Regions from separate parts of the Homo sapiens genome. Here all the other regions are linked to region 1. A link is a contact called in ENCODE Hi-C or POLR2A ChIA-PET data. All regions are on one chromosome and are shown on one strand. Each heading gives the region's core, a stretch centred on a gene start or an enhancer-like site at or near the end of the contact. The rest is flanking DNA. Distances are from core to core; before and after follow the strand shown.

Region 1 (3,898 bases), core at 799-3,298:
CCTCTCCCACTCTGCACCTGCCCCATTCCCATCCAAGGTTCACCTTGGTGTCGCTGGCTTGGAAGCCATTTCCTCACTTCCCTGGGTGGAAAGCAGCTACTTCAGTCCTCCAACAATCCCAAGGAGTGGTAGGCAGTGTTAGTTTTGTTTTCTGGATGAGGAAACTAAGGTTCAGGAAGGTTAAGTAACGTGCCCCTGGTTACCCAGCTGGTTTGCAGCAAGGCTGGGATTCATTCATTGCTGCTTCTCACATATCATTGCCTCGTGTAAGCCAGGTGCTGTGCCCAGCCGTGGGATACAACTGTGAACAAGGCAGGTGTGAGTTAGGTGTCTGCCTCCCTCAACACCTTGAGCTGTTTGAGCAGGCAGGCGTCTGGAATAGGCATGCAGTGAACACTGAGCGAATGAATGAGTGAATGAAAGAATTCCTGTCAACATTCTACTCTTGTTGGACTCGGGTTGGCATGCTGCCTCCCTTAGCATCCAGCCTGTCACTCTTCAGAGTCACGCACACGTGACTCACCTCTGCCTTTCCTTGGTGTCTTTTGTTGCCTGTGTCTCATGCAGGAGGCAGCACAGCCTGGTGGCTCAGGGAGGCTCTGGAGCACCTGGTCTGGGTTTGAATCCAAGCTCTGCCCCTTACTAGTTGTGTGACTTGGGCACGTTATTTAAACACTCTTATGCCTCTGTTTCTTCATCTATAAATTTACTTTTGAACTTGAACTGTCAAAAACTTTCATTTTTTAATTCTTAAACTTTCCCACTGACCCAAACCAGATTGAGAAATTGGATAACCAAAACCATGGAGGTATTTTTGCTTTTTATGAGCGTGCCTTTTGTTATTTCAAAATGACCTACTTTCATACTTCCAAATGCATTTTAGAAACATTTTGATTAATTTAAAAGACAATCATTTTCAAAATTAGTTTATTGAATAACTTTTTCCCTTGTTTATGTGGTGTGAACGTGGGTATCCATGTACTTCTTGGGTCAGGATTGAGTGGGTGCCTCATCTGTGCTAGGCTCTGCGTGAGACACGAGGACAGGAGGGTCCAGAGAAGGTCTGAGAGCTGAGACAAAGGTGCTGAGTGTGTCCAGGGCCCAAACCCAGAGGTCCTGGTGCTGCTGCATGTTGTGGCTGTGGAATTGGGGCAGAGAGCACAGGTAGCAGGAAAGTGTGTGAGTTAGGCTGCATGTCACAGAGACCCTCAAAATAATAGTGGCTTAAAGAGAAGTTTATTCCTCTCATCTGCAGAGTCCAGAGGTGGCATGGCTGGTGGGCACACCACACTGTCAGAGACCTAGACTTCCTCTGTCTCGTTTTGTGCATGGCTCTGTTCCCAAGTCACCTCATGGTTCGCGATGAGAAAAGCATGGCATTCATATTTAACACGGCGAACTTTGTGCTAGGATTGGGACACAAAAATAAACTCCATGTGGTTCCTGCCCTCAAGGATCTTAGGTCTCTTGGGAGAGACAGATGCCTGGATGACCGCCCTCCATCTGAGGTTGATTGGAAGGAGCCCTGTGTGAGAGGAACACAGGCAGGCAGGCCAGGCAGCAGAGCTGACATTTGGGAATAAAGGAAGTCTTTATGAAAGAGGTGGCATCTGATCTTGATCTTAAAGAATAATTAGTATCTTGACACTCATCTGGGAGGCTGTTTGAGGGAGAAGGATACTGTGAAGGGAGGTACGAAGACCTGAAAGGGCAGGGCTCTGTTTGGAGCCCCGGGTGGCGGGTCACTCTCCTGCCTTGTCCGAGTTGAAGTAGACCATCATTCTGGAGCAGACGTCACACAATTGGAAAGATGTCCCCAGCTGTGTGATTAGTATGACATCCATTCTAAAAGGTGAACAAAAGAACCTGGAAAGAAACCAGACAGGATCGTTTTGGAGTTCTGAGATACTCATTCTTTTGCCTGTACTTTGGAAGCAGGATCAAGCCATTCGTAGGCACGCCACTCCCACTGAACATTTCACAATCCACTGAGCCCAGTGCTGTCACTGTGTTTCAGTTCTCAGAAGCTATTGACAGCATCTTCAATGAGAAGTCCTGGGACCCAGAGTCAGAGCACTTTTTACTGGTTTTGCAAGATACAAATATTAATTGCTGTTGACTTTCCCTTTAAATTTTAGCCTCTGTATGTGGGCAGGACTTGTAGCATAGATGAGACCTTGTGTTACCAACATTGTAAGTAATTTATGTGATGTGGACGTGCTTGGGAAGCATGGACTTTCTTTATGCTGACTGTGGCTTGTTTCACAGTGAGACCCTGATAATGAGCTCAAGCCCGGACATTGGGGTCCTGGTGAGTATAGTTGCACAGGGCGGCCGTCAGGCCTGGATCTGATGAAGTAGGGAGGATCTTTGCAGCCATGCTCACTGCACATACACACTCTTATAATTACTCGGCTTTAATTCACGTTTATTCTTCCATAATCTCCTGCTTATAGGAGGCTGTCTTAAAACATTTTAAACTCAGAGAACTCTAAGAGCTTGTTGAATCCCACTCTCTTCTTTTCATGTGAAAGTAGTTGGATGCTGAGAAGATAAGGGACTTGCCCAATGTCCCATTGCTGTTTAATGGCAAATTTGGGATGAGGCTTCTAAATTTTGGCACTGAGAGCTCTTTGTAAGTGTAAAAAATGACTTCAGAATTATCAAAAATGAAATTATGTTCAGTGTAGCTTTATTGATTTTGTTTGTTTAGAGGTATATGTATTTGTGTGTATTTTTCCTTAAATTTGGTGTTCCAGGTAGGGTATACCCAGTGATTCCCTTCACCAGCCTGATTACCTACAAGTGCCTCCACCACTATTTTGGGGTGTACTTCATTGTCTTCAGACATTAACACCATCTACTGAGTTTAATGAGCATCAGTCCATCAGGCCCAGTGAAACACTCTGACAACTTACATATTAAAGGAGTTTCACATCTAAAATTTCACAAATGAGGCTTATGTATTTGAAGTTTCTTAAAAATAAAAACAAAACCAACCTGATTTCTGTACTCTGATGCATGAAATTAGAAGCTATGTGAGGCTCACCTGCCTCCACAGCAACTGAAGTCTTGTTTTATGTGAACACCTTCTTTTCTTTCCTCCTTCTGTCCATTTCTGATGCATGTGTAAGATGGCAGGTGATATTTCATCGCCTACAGCACTCTCAGATTCAGCACGTGAAGAGACAGTGAATCACTTTAAGGACTTCAGAGGCAGCGACATTTTTTAGCCAAGGTGTTTCTTTGGGCCATTTTCCTCCTATGCCTCTCCGGGTGTGTTCCCGTCCTTTCTCAAGGGTTTATGGTTTGCCCCTTAAGTGTAGATTGAGGATGTCAGATTGAAATCTTGCTCTTTAAACTGTATCCAGAGGTTCTTCAACTCTCTTTGGAATGTGTGAGCCAGAGAGCCTCAGGGAAACAGTGGGACAGAAGTGGAAGCTGCATGTGCCATGACATCCCCAACCTGGGCTCCGCCTGAGGACTACCTGGAAACCCAAACATCTGGACATGAGGGCTCGGCTCAGTGGAGTATGGGACCATGACATGACGTTTTACAGCCATTAAAAATGACTGAGGCCGGGCACGGTGGCTCACGCCTGTAATTGTAGCACTTTGGGAGGCTGAGGCAGGCGGATCACCTGAGGTCTGGAATTCGAGACCAGCCTGACCAACATGGCGAAACCCCATCTCTACTAAAAATACAAAATTAGCCAGACGTGGTGGTGCATGCTTCTAATCCCAGCTACTCGGGAGGCTGAGGCAGGAGAATCGCTTGAACCTGGGAGGCAGAGGTTGCAGTGAGCCAAGATCACGCCATTGCACTCCAACTTGGGCAAGAAGAGCAAAACTCAGTCTCAAAAATAACTAACTAAATAACTAAATAACTAAATAAATA
Region 2 (3,898 bases), core at 623-3,122, 41 kb after region 1:
TAGCAGGGCGTGGTGGCGGGCACCTGTAGTTCCAGCTACTCAGGAGGCTGAGGGAGGAGAATCACTTGAACCCAGGAGGTGGAAGTTGCAGTGAGCTGAGATCACGCCACTGCACTCCAGCCTGGTGACAGAGGGAGACTCTGTCTCAAAAAAAAAAAAAAAAGTCCCTTTGGCTGCTCTGCGTGTGCAGTAGCCTTTCTTTATTCCTTTACTTTCTCAATAAACTTGCTTTCACTTTATTTTTTTTTCAAGTCCCTTTGACGATAGAAAGAACTAGTTTACATTTTTCTTTCTCTTGCATAGGTTTTTATCCCAAAATTTCAAACATTGATACCTGTTTTTCTAAAAGTAGCAACCAAAGCCATTGAGTTTTGTCGAGCCTTGGCTAGTTGGAGGCTGTCATCTGTCCACCCCAGCCCTCAGCTTGTGTGCCCCGCCCCTGCCTGCAGCCTCGCCCCCCATTCCTAGCTGGAATGGAGTAGACGGTAGATGTGCCACCCCCAACACCCAGATGTTCTCTGGCCTTGCGCTGCCTTCCTCCGCCTCAGAATCATCCAGAACATGCCTCTGTCCTTCCGGATGGTTTTCTCTGTGTCTCCTTTTCTCTGTGTCTTAGCTTTTGTCACATCTCCTTTCTCTTCTGTTTTGTCCCTGGCCCCATTCATAATGAAACTGTCTGTGTCTCATGAGGCCTTTGCTAATAAACTCCTCCTTCCCTCTAGAATGAAATTTGTGGCTTTGGCTCAAATAAGGAAGGATCTGTTAAGAGTGTGTGTGTGTGTGTGTGTGTGTGTAAAAACCATTAAAACCAGAGGAAATGTGGCTGATGGCCCTGCCCCCTAGTATGGTCCTCTCTCTCATGCTGGGTTCCTCCTTGGAACTTTCTTTGTATTTGCCGATCCTGCGGCCTGGCATGGTCTTCCTGGGATGCCCATAACCCCTCCATGTGCGTGTTCCATGTGCGTGCTCCATGTGCGTGTTCCATGTCATCTCAGTGGCTTTCTCCACCCACCCCATGCTCCGTCTCAGTTGTCCTCCCCTACACTTAATGCCCTCTAATTGACTCTGGCATGTAACTTTTCCTATACTGTATCTGCCTCCTGCAACTCAAATGAAAGCTTCACAAAGACCTTGTGTTTCTTGCTGTGTTCCTGGTGCCTCGAACCATGCACAGGACAAGCAAGTACTCCATGAATATGTGTTGAGTGCGTTCCTGTTGTGACTGGTTGCTATGATAGTATACATACAATTTTGTACCTGCCTTTTTCTCCCCTCTTGGTAGCACAAGCATTCCCATGGTCTGTGTGACTTCTAGTGAGGATCCTGAACTCCCAGTGACATGGCATTCAGGAACTCATTCTCCCTGTAGGTAGAAGCAGCAAAGAAAGCCCACCATGCAGCGTGCAAAGAGGAGAAGCTGGCTATCTCACGAGAAGCCAACAGCAAGGCAGACCCATCCCTCAACCCTGAACAGCTCAAGAAATTGCAAGACAAAATAGAAAAGTGCAAGCAAGATGTTCTTAAGGTAAACTGTACACTTGTTTTTACACGTCGAGTGTCACCGTGTCAGTTGTTGACGTGTCTGGCATATAGCCTTCTGTAACTGCTTGGGTGAATGGGTGGATAGAGGGATAAATAACCAATAAAACACACCCCTGTCCTCAAGAAGGCCACAGGTGAGTGCCCTAGCACCTCGCCTCACCATAGCCACTGTACCTGCTCAGTCAAGGGACAGAGCCAGGCTCTGGGCAAGCCAGGGGTAAGAGACAGCTCTTGGTGCTCAGAGACACAAGGACAGCTGGGATTGCTGCAGGGAGCTGCTTGTGCCAACATGGGCGTCGCCAGTGGTGGGTGTGAATGGGTGTGGCTGGTGGCAGGTGTGAATGGTTGTGGCCAGTGGTGGGTGTGAATGGGTGTGGTGTGAGCTGGTATGGAGGGTTATGAGGACCAAATCACCAGTGGCCTGGACAGCCAGGCTGAGTAAGGAGCTTAGGATGCTGCTGACCAGGAGCCACTCAGGAAGGCCTGAGCCTGGGTGGGATCAGGGAGGAGGTGAGGAGGGTGAGATGGTTTAGAAGGATTGCTCTGCTTGTGTAGGGAGAGGGGCTGGGGGCAGAGACCTGGGGGAGGGACTGCAGGCTGGGAGCGCTTGTCTGGGGGAGCCAGGTGGGAGGGAGGATGGAGGGGCCCTGCAGTCTCCACAGTGACAGGCCCCGAAAGTGAGGCAGAGGCTGTGGAGCCAGGGGTGGCAGAAGGGTGGTCTTTGGCCAAGGAGAGACCGTGACCAGGCACTGTGGCATCATGGGTGCCCTTCCATTTCTGTTGTGAAGCGGAGATTTTCTGCCCCATGGGTTAATGAGAAATCATTGTGTAAACTATTACATGCTCCGCAGGTGTAGATAAGTGATTCTGCCTGGAAGGTCCTGGAGTCACAGGACTTAAAACCAGACAGCGTCATCGTCTTGTGATTTAAAAGTTCACAGGAAGGGAGGGGCTCAGCCCTCGGCCCCACCTCCCCTCCTTTGGTCAGCCATGAGGGGTGAGGGCTGGGGGGTGTGATTGCCGAGGGCCTGCCCTGCCTCGGTGTTTGGAGAGGAGATTCCCAACCAGGATTTGCAGAGAGAGACGGAATGAGGTAGAGAGAGGCTGCACTCCAGGAAGAGGACATGGGCAGAGGGGAGGCAAGAGGCCTAAGCTGGTTTCACTACCCACCAGCCTTTCCTGGCCCCTGTCAGTTAGGTGGTGGCATCCCTGTTTTGTGAATGAGGAAACCAAGATCAGAGAGGTTAAGTCACGTGCCATCCAGCAGGTGAGAGCAGGAACTTCTGACCTCAAGCCCATACATATGCCCTTTCTCCACTGTTCCTCACTGCTATGCCGTCGGTGTAGCAAGGGGAACACGTCATCTACACGAGAGTTCGTCACTCAGACCAAGTGTCAGAATCCTCTGGGAAACCCCTCTCACTCCCATTGCTGGAGCCAGGAATCTGGGCTTTTGAAGCAGCCCAGGTGCCTCCACGGTGGGATCAGGTGAGGAGCCTGGAACCAACTACTGAGTGGGAGGCACCTGGGCTCAAGAAGCACAAGGTCCGGGAGAACTCTCGGGCCTTTGCCAGAATCCCAGGGAATCAGGTGCCCAAAAAGGTGCCTAGAGGAAAGATGGGGCTTCTCCATGTTGGGCGGGGGCGTGCCTGTGTGAGAGAAAGGGAGACAGAGATGGAGAGGAAGAGGCCTTTCATGTTTGACAGCCACCCAGAACATCAACTCAGGCTTTTGCAGAACAGGCCCAGGGCTCGAGGTTGGACATAAGCGCCTGGCAGGATGACTGGGACAGTTTGTAGTGGGTTCCCTCCTGGGACCCTCCCTGCCTCTTTGGTCTGGCCAGTGACTGCAGGATATGAGAGGTCCTTGTGTGCCTAGAGCTCTGGAGAGGAGGCCAGTCCCTCCCCACCACCCTTCTTGACGCAGTTTCCAAAATCCAGCACACAGCCTGGGAAACATAGTGAGACCTCATCTCTACAAAAAATTTAAAAACTTAGTTGGGTGTGGTAGCACGTGCCTGTAGTCCCAGCTACTTTGGAGGCTGAGGCGGGAGGATTGCTTGAGCCCAGGAGTTCAAGGCTGCTGCAAGCTGTGGTCACACCACTGCACTCCAGCCTGGGTGACAGAGTGAGACCTCATCTCTAAAGTAGGTAAGTAGGTAGGTACATACATACCTACCTACCTACCTACCTACCTACCTACCTACCTACATACATACCATTGCTGACTGGTTGCACATGTACTTTCATGTTTCTTATCAGCCATCAACTACATCTTGTAGCATCCATCATAAAAGAACTTTTTGCATTTAGTGCTAAAATATTACAATCCACCTAAGGGTGAAGGCCGCCTCTTG
Region 3 (3,898 bases), core at 694-3,193, 39 kb before region 1:
GTCAGGTGGAGATGCATTTGGGTTCTGTGATTTTGTGAGCATTCTACAGTTTTCACATCACAGGTGAAACAGGATTGGCCATGTGTTGATACTTGTTGAAACGGGGGGTCATTCTAGTTTCTTTTCTTTTTTTTTTCTTTTTCTTTTTTTTTTTAAGGGCCAGCATCTCACCCTGTCACTCAGGCTAGAGTGCAGTGGTGGGATCATGATTCATTGCAGCCTCACCCTCCTGAGTAGCTGGGACCACAGCTGTGCACTATCAAGCCCAGCTTAAAAATTTTTCGTAGAGATGGGTTCTTTCCATGTTGCCCAGGCTGGTCTCGAACACGTGGACTCGAGCGATCATCATGCCTCGGCCTCTCAGAGTGCTGGAATTACAGGCATGAACCACTGTGCCTGACCTAGTTTCTACTTTCTACGTAGAAACTACGTAGGAGAAGGGAAAACTATTTCCAATCTACAGCGATAATCAATCCCATATTGCTTGGATAATGCCGGTGTTACAATGGTCATCGTTGCCAGAGTTATTGAGGTGGGAGGATTACTCATCTTAAATGTATTTGGTTCTTCCCCAAGGCCTCCATAAGAAGAAAAACTTGCATCTAAACCAGTGTTAAGTGGTACTGCTAATAACAGGGTAATAATAATATTCCTTAACATCTTTCAGGGAGAAAAATCACTGGTGTGCCATCAGAAAAGAATTCCAATTGAAATGAGGTTACAGATTAGTTGGAATACATTTATAGAATACAAAGAAAGTTTACCATGTAATGTCATGATCATTTGTTGAAAAGAAATTTGTAAAATGAGATACACTTTTAAGTTTATAGTTGGTATTCTATTTATAATTATCTCCATATTTCAAACTGAGAATGGAAGCTTTTAGAAGTTAGTGACCATGTCTTTTAAGTTGTATTTATGTAACACTTGCCTAGAGGCTTTAGATGTATACTTACTACGTGGCTGTATTAGTCAGAGCCAATAGGGTGGATGGATGGATGGATGGATGGATGGAGATAGATAGATAAGAAGCAGTTTATTAGGGGAATTGGCTCACATGGTTGTAGAGTCTGAGAAATTCTATGACAGGCTGCCTGCAAGCTGGAGACTCTGGGATGCCGGTAGTGGGGCTCAGTCCACATTTGAGGGCCCCAGAACTAGAGAAGCCAGTCATGTAGCTCTCAGTCCAGTGCTGAAGGCCTAAGAACCCAGGGGCCGCTGGTATAAGTCCAGGAGTCCAAAGGCTGGCAAGCTTGGGGTTCCGTGGCCCAAGGCAGGAGGTGAGTGCATCCCAGCTCCAGGACATTGATAGACACATTTGCCCTTTTCCTGTTTTTGTTCTTTTTAGGCCCCCGGCAGATTGGATGGTGCCTGCCCTTATTGATGGTGGCTCTTCCCCACCTCATCCACTCACACTAATGTGCTAGTCTCTTCTGGAAACAGCCCCATGGACACACCCCAAAATCAGGCTTTACTAGGTTTCTAGGTTTTCCTAGGTGTTCCAGTCAAGTTGACACCTAAAACTCTAAAACTAACCATGACACATGCCAAGTATTGAAAATCTCGAATAAGGGTTCAAATGCTACCTATTTCTTTTCCCATCTTGCCCATTTTCTTTTTCCCCAGCACTGATCCAAAATATAGAAGGAGAAGGGAGAAGATAATGGTAGCGTCCTGGAATGCTTGGCACCACGATTTCATTTTCTTACATATTTATACCCTTCCTGGTTTCACTAAGGGTTTGAGTTGGTTATTAGGGACTATGAAAAAAAAGGTGGCAGACTTGAACTCTTCCTTTGCCTTCCCCAAAACAACAACAGTGAAACAGATGTTTAGTTCTGGGAGGAGCCGTTGCAATCACCCACAGCTGTCTTGCAGTGTCACGCTGTTTGTGGAGGTCCAGGACACACTCGGCCGTCAGAGGGAGCCAGGGTTGCAGCTTCCCGCGCTACCATTGCTGTGCAACTGTGGGCAAGCCACTTCCCCAAACCTGTAGTTTTCTCATCTGAAAACTGGCGCAGTACTCCCACCTTGCAAGGTTATCATGAGTGTATATCCTGAGTATATCATTGTATATAAAGATCTGAGGAGCGTGTATAAAATGTCATAAAATATGCACTCAGTAAAGTACCTAATTTGATCATCCATTTGCAGGATTTCTTTTTATTTTTGAGATGGAGTCTCGCTCTGCGGCCCAGGCTGGAGTGCAGTGGCGTGATCTCGGCTCACTGCAAACTCTGCCTCCCGGGTTCATGCCATTCTCCTGCCTCAGCCTCCCAAGTAGCTGGGACTACAGGCGCCCACCCCCACGCCCGGCTAATTTTTTGTATTTTTAGTAGAGATGGGGTTTCACCATGTTAGCCAGGATGGTCTTGATCTCCTGACCTCGTGATCCGCCCGCCTCGGCCTCCCAAAGTGCTGGGATTACAGGCGTGAGCCACCGCGCCCGGCCCATTTGCAGGGTTTCTAAACACCAACTCACAATGCCAGTTTCACTATCATGCTAGACGATGAAACACCAACAGTATAATTATTCTGTTACAAAGTTAAAGATCTTTAGTTTAAGGCTTTTCATTGATTCTGGGGTTGTATTACCTGTCTTTTGGTGTTAAAATGTCTGAAATGAAATAATGGGAGTGATAGGTCTTTTTCTTTTTTAAATGTCCTTAGGGGGCAAAATAAAGTTGGCGGCCTTGTGTTGGCTGCCTTTCCTGCCCTCAGGAAAAAGCCCTGATCAGTAACATTGGGATCTTCTATCTGGTCCCTGCTCTCCTTTGAGGGAGGAGGAAGCCCCAGCCAAAGAGGGGAGGCCACAGCCAGAGGTGCAGCAGGACACGGCCCTTGTTTACGTGATTCAGCTCAGAGTCCAGCCTTCCTGGGCATCTTCTCACATCTCTTCCTGGCCCCCTGTCCCAGCCCCACCTTCCACATTCCCTGCCTAGTTTCTGTTACGGAGCACCTGTCACCCTGCATGGTCCTCTGGGTACTCGTCCGTCTACCCTACCAGACTTGAAGCTGCTTACGGACAAGTTCGTTTAAGTTAATTATTTAGTTTGTAACTTCCAGAGCCTGGACAGTGCTGAAAAATATTTGTCAGATGGCTGAATTAAACTATAAATAAATGAGGGGAAAAAAATCACACCGATAAAACATTAACATAACATGCCCCTGACTTTATTCCTGAAAATACCCACAGACTCACCAGGAACCTTGCTCACATTCCTTTTGAATTTCAGATCTTTCTTGGATCATCTTCCATTTTTAATGTGTTGCCCAGAGAAGGCTCAAGCTGTTGCCAGGACCATGAGGCTGCGTGACATCTTAACTGAGATGTGCTAGAAATCTAGATGTTGCTTCTTCTGTGGCATTTGGGGATTCTATAAAATGCATAAGAAAAAAATTAACATGTTCCCTCTATCACATTGGTGCTTTCAAGTTTTTCCTCAATTGGGCTGTCTCCATTAATTAGTCTCACTTCACTGTTAAAAAAATCTTTGGACAAGTGCCAGAGAAGCAAAGAAGCTTATGTAAAGGGTTTTAACATTTTCTCCTTTGCCAAAGATAGAACTGATACTTAGCTTTGCTTTGTCCTGGGACCTTCTTCTTTGATAGAGAATGTTAGACATTTGGCTTGGTTTATTCCTTTTTATGTACACGTGTTGGATGAGTAAAGACAAGTGGCTTTTTTTTTTTTTTAGATGCAGTCTCACTCTGTCGCCAGGCCGGAGTGCAGGGGCACGATCTCATTGCAACCTCCGCCTCCCAGGTTCAAGCAATTCTCCTGCCTCAGCCTCCCAAGTAGCTGGGACTACAGGTGCACACCACCACACCCTGCTAATTTTTGTATTTTTCAAAGAGACGGGGTTTCACCATTTTGGCCAAGATGGTCTCGATCTCT

Evidence for each region. Hi-C counts contacts between places; a loop is a spot of excess contacts on that map. ChIA-PET counts read pairs that join two places held with the same protein, here RNA polymerase II (POLR2A). Pooled maps may share reads with other maps.
Region 2: a map of B cell shows a loop between it and region 1 (2.9-fold over the local background). The contact joins two enhancer-like sites. A Hi-C loop is called at or near these places in 7 of 168 maps with a recorded cell type or tissue (B cell, CD14-positive monocyte, GM12878 and 3 more), 31 of 37 single-sample maps with no recorded cell type and 15 of 50 pooled maps. POLR2A ChIA-PET finds 5 or more read pairs at or near these places in 10 of 52 experiments (BJ, CD8-positive, alpha-beta memory T cell, GM10248 and 7 more).
Region 3: a loop to region 1 is called in a map of prostate gland, with 11 times the contacts of the local background. The contact joins two enhancer-like sites. A Hi-C loop is called at or near these places in 21 of 168 maps with a recorded cell type or tissue (B cell, CD14-positive monocyte, GM12878 and 14 more), 24 of 37 single-sample maps with no recorded cell type and 19 of 50 pooled maps. POLR2A ChIA-PET finds 5 or more read pairs at or near these places in 15 of 52 experiments (A549, Caco-2, GM10248 and 11 more).

What each region holds. Positions count from the first base shown.
Region 1 is chr22:42,927,566-42,931,463 of GRCh38, reverse strand. All of the region lies in intron 1 of PACSIN2 (protein kinase C and casein kinase substrate in neurons 2), which reads left to right. Among named protein-coding and RNA genes, the nearest start is that of ARFGAP3, 72 kb to the right of the region's middle. RefSeq lists a silencer at 578-657. Within about 2 kb of position 2,048, at least 21 of the 41 ENCODE cell types and tissues checked have a DNase peak (open chromatin) inside an H3K27ac peak, as active enhancers do; they include B cell, CD14-positive monocyte, gastrocnemius medialis and 2 more, where a contact is called at or near this core.
Region 2 is chr22:42,886,270-42,890,167 of GRCh38, reverse strand. PACSIN2 (protein kinase C and casein kinase substrate in neurons 2) reads left to right here. Exons shown (of 11, transcript NM_001184970.3): 5 at 1,370-1,525. Among named protein-coding and RNA genes, the nearest start is that of ARFGAP3, 31 kb to the right of the region's middle. RefSeq lists an enhancer at 323-382. Within about 2 kb of position 1,872, at least 8 of the 41 ENCODE cell types and tissues checked have a DNase peak (open chromatin) inside an H3K27ac peak, as active enhancers do; they include B cell and CD14-positive monocyte, where a contact is called at or near this core.
Region 3 is chr22:42,966,161-42,970,058 of GRCh38, reverse strand. All of the region lies in intron 1 of PACSIN2 (protein kinase C and casein kinase substrate in neurons 2), which reads left to right. Among named protein-coding and RNA genes, the nearest start is that of PACSIN2, 47 kb to the left of the region's middle. Within about 2 kb of position 1,943, at least 8 of the 41 ENCODE cell types and tissues checked have a DNase peak (open chromatin) inside an H3K27ac peak, as active enhancers do; they include gastrocnemius medialis, psoas muscle and sigmoid colon, where a contact is called at or near this core.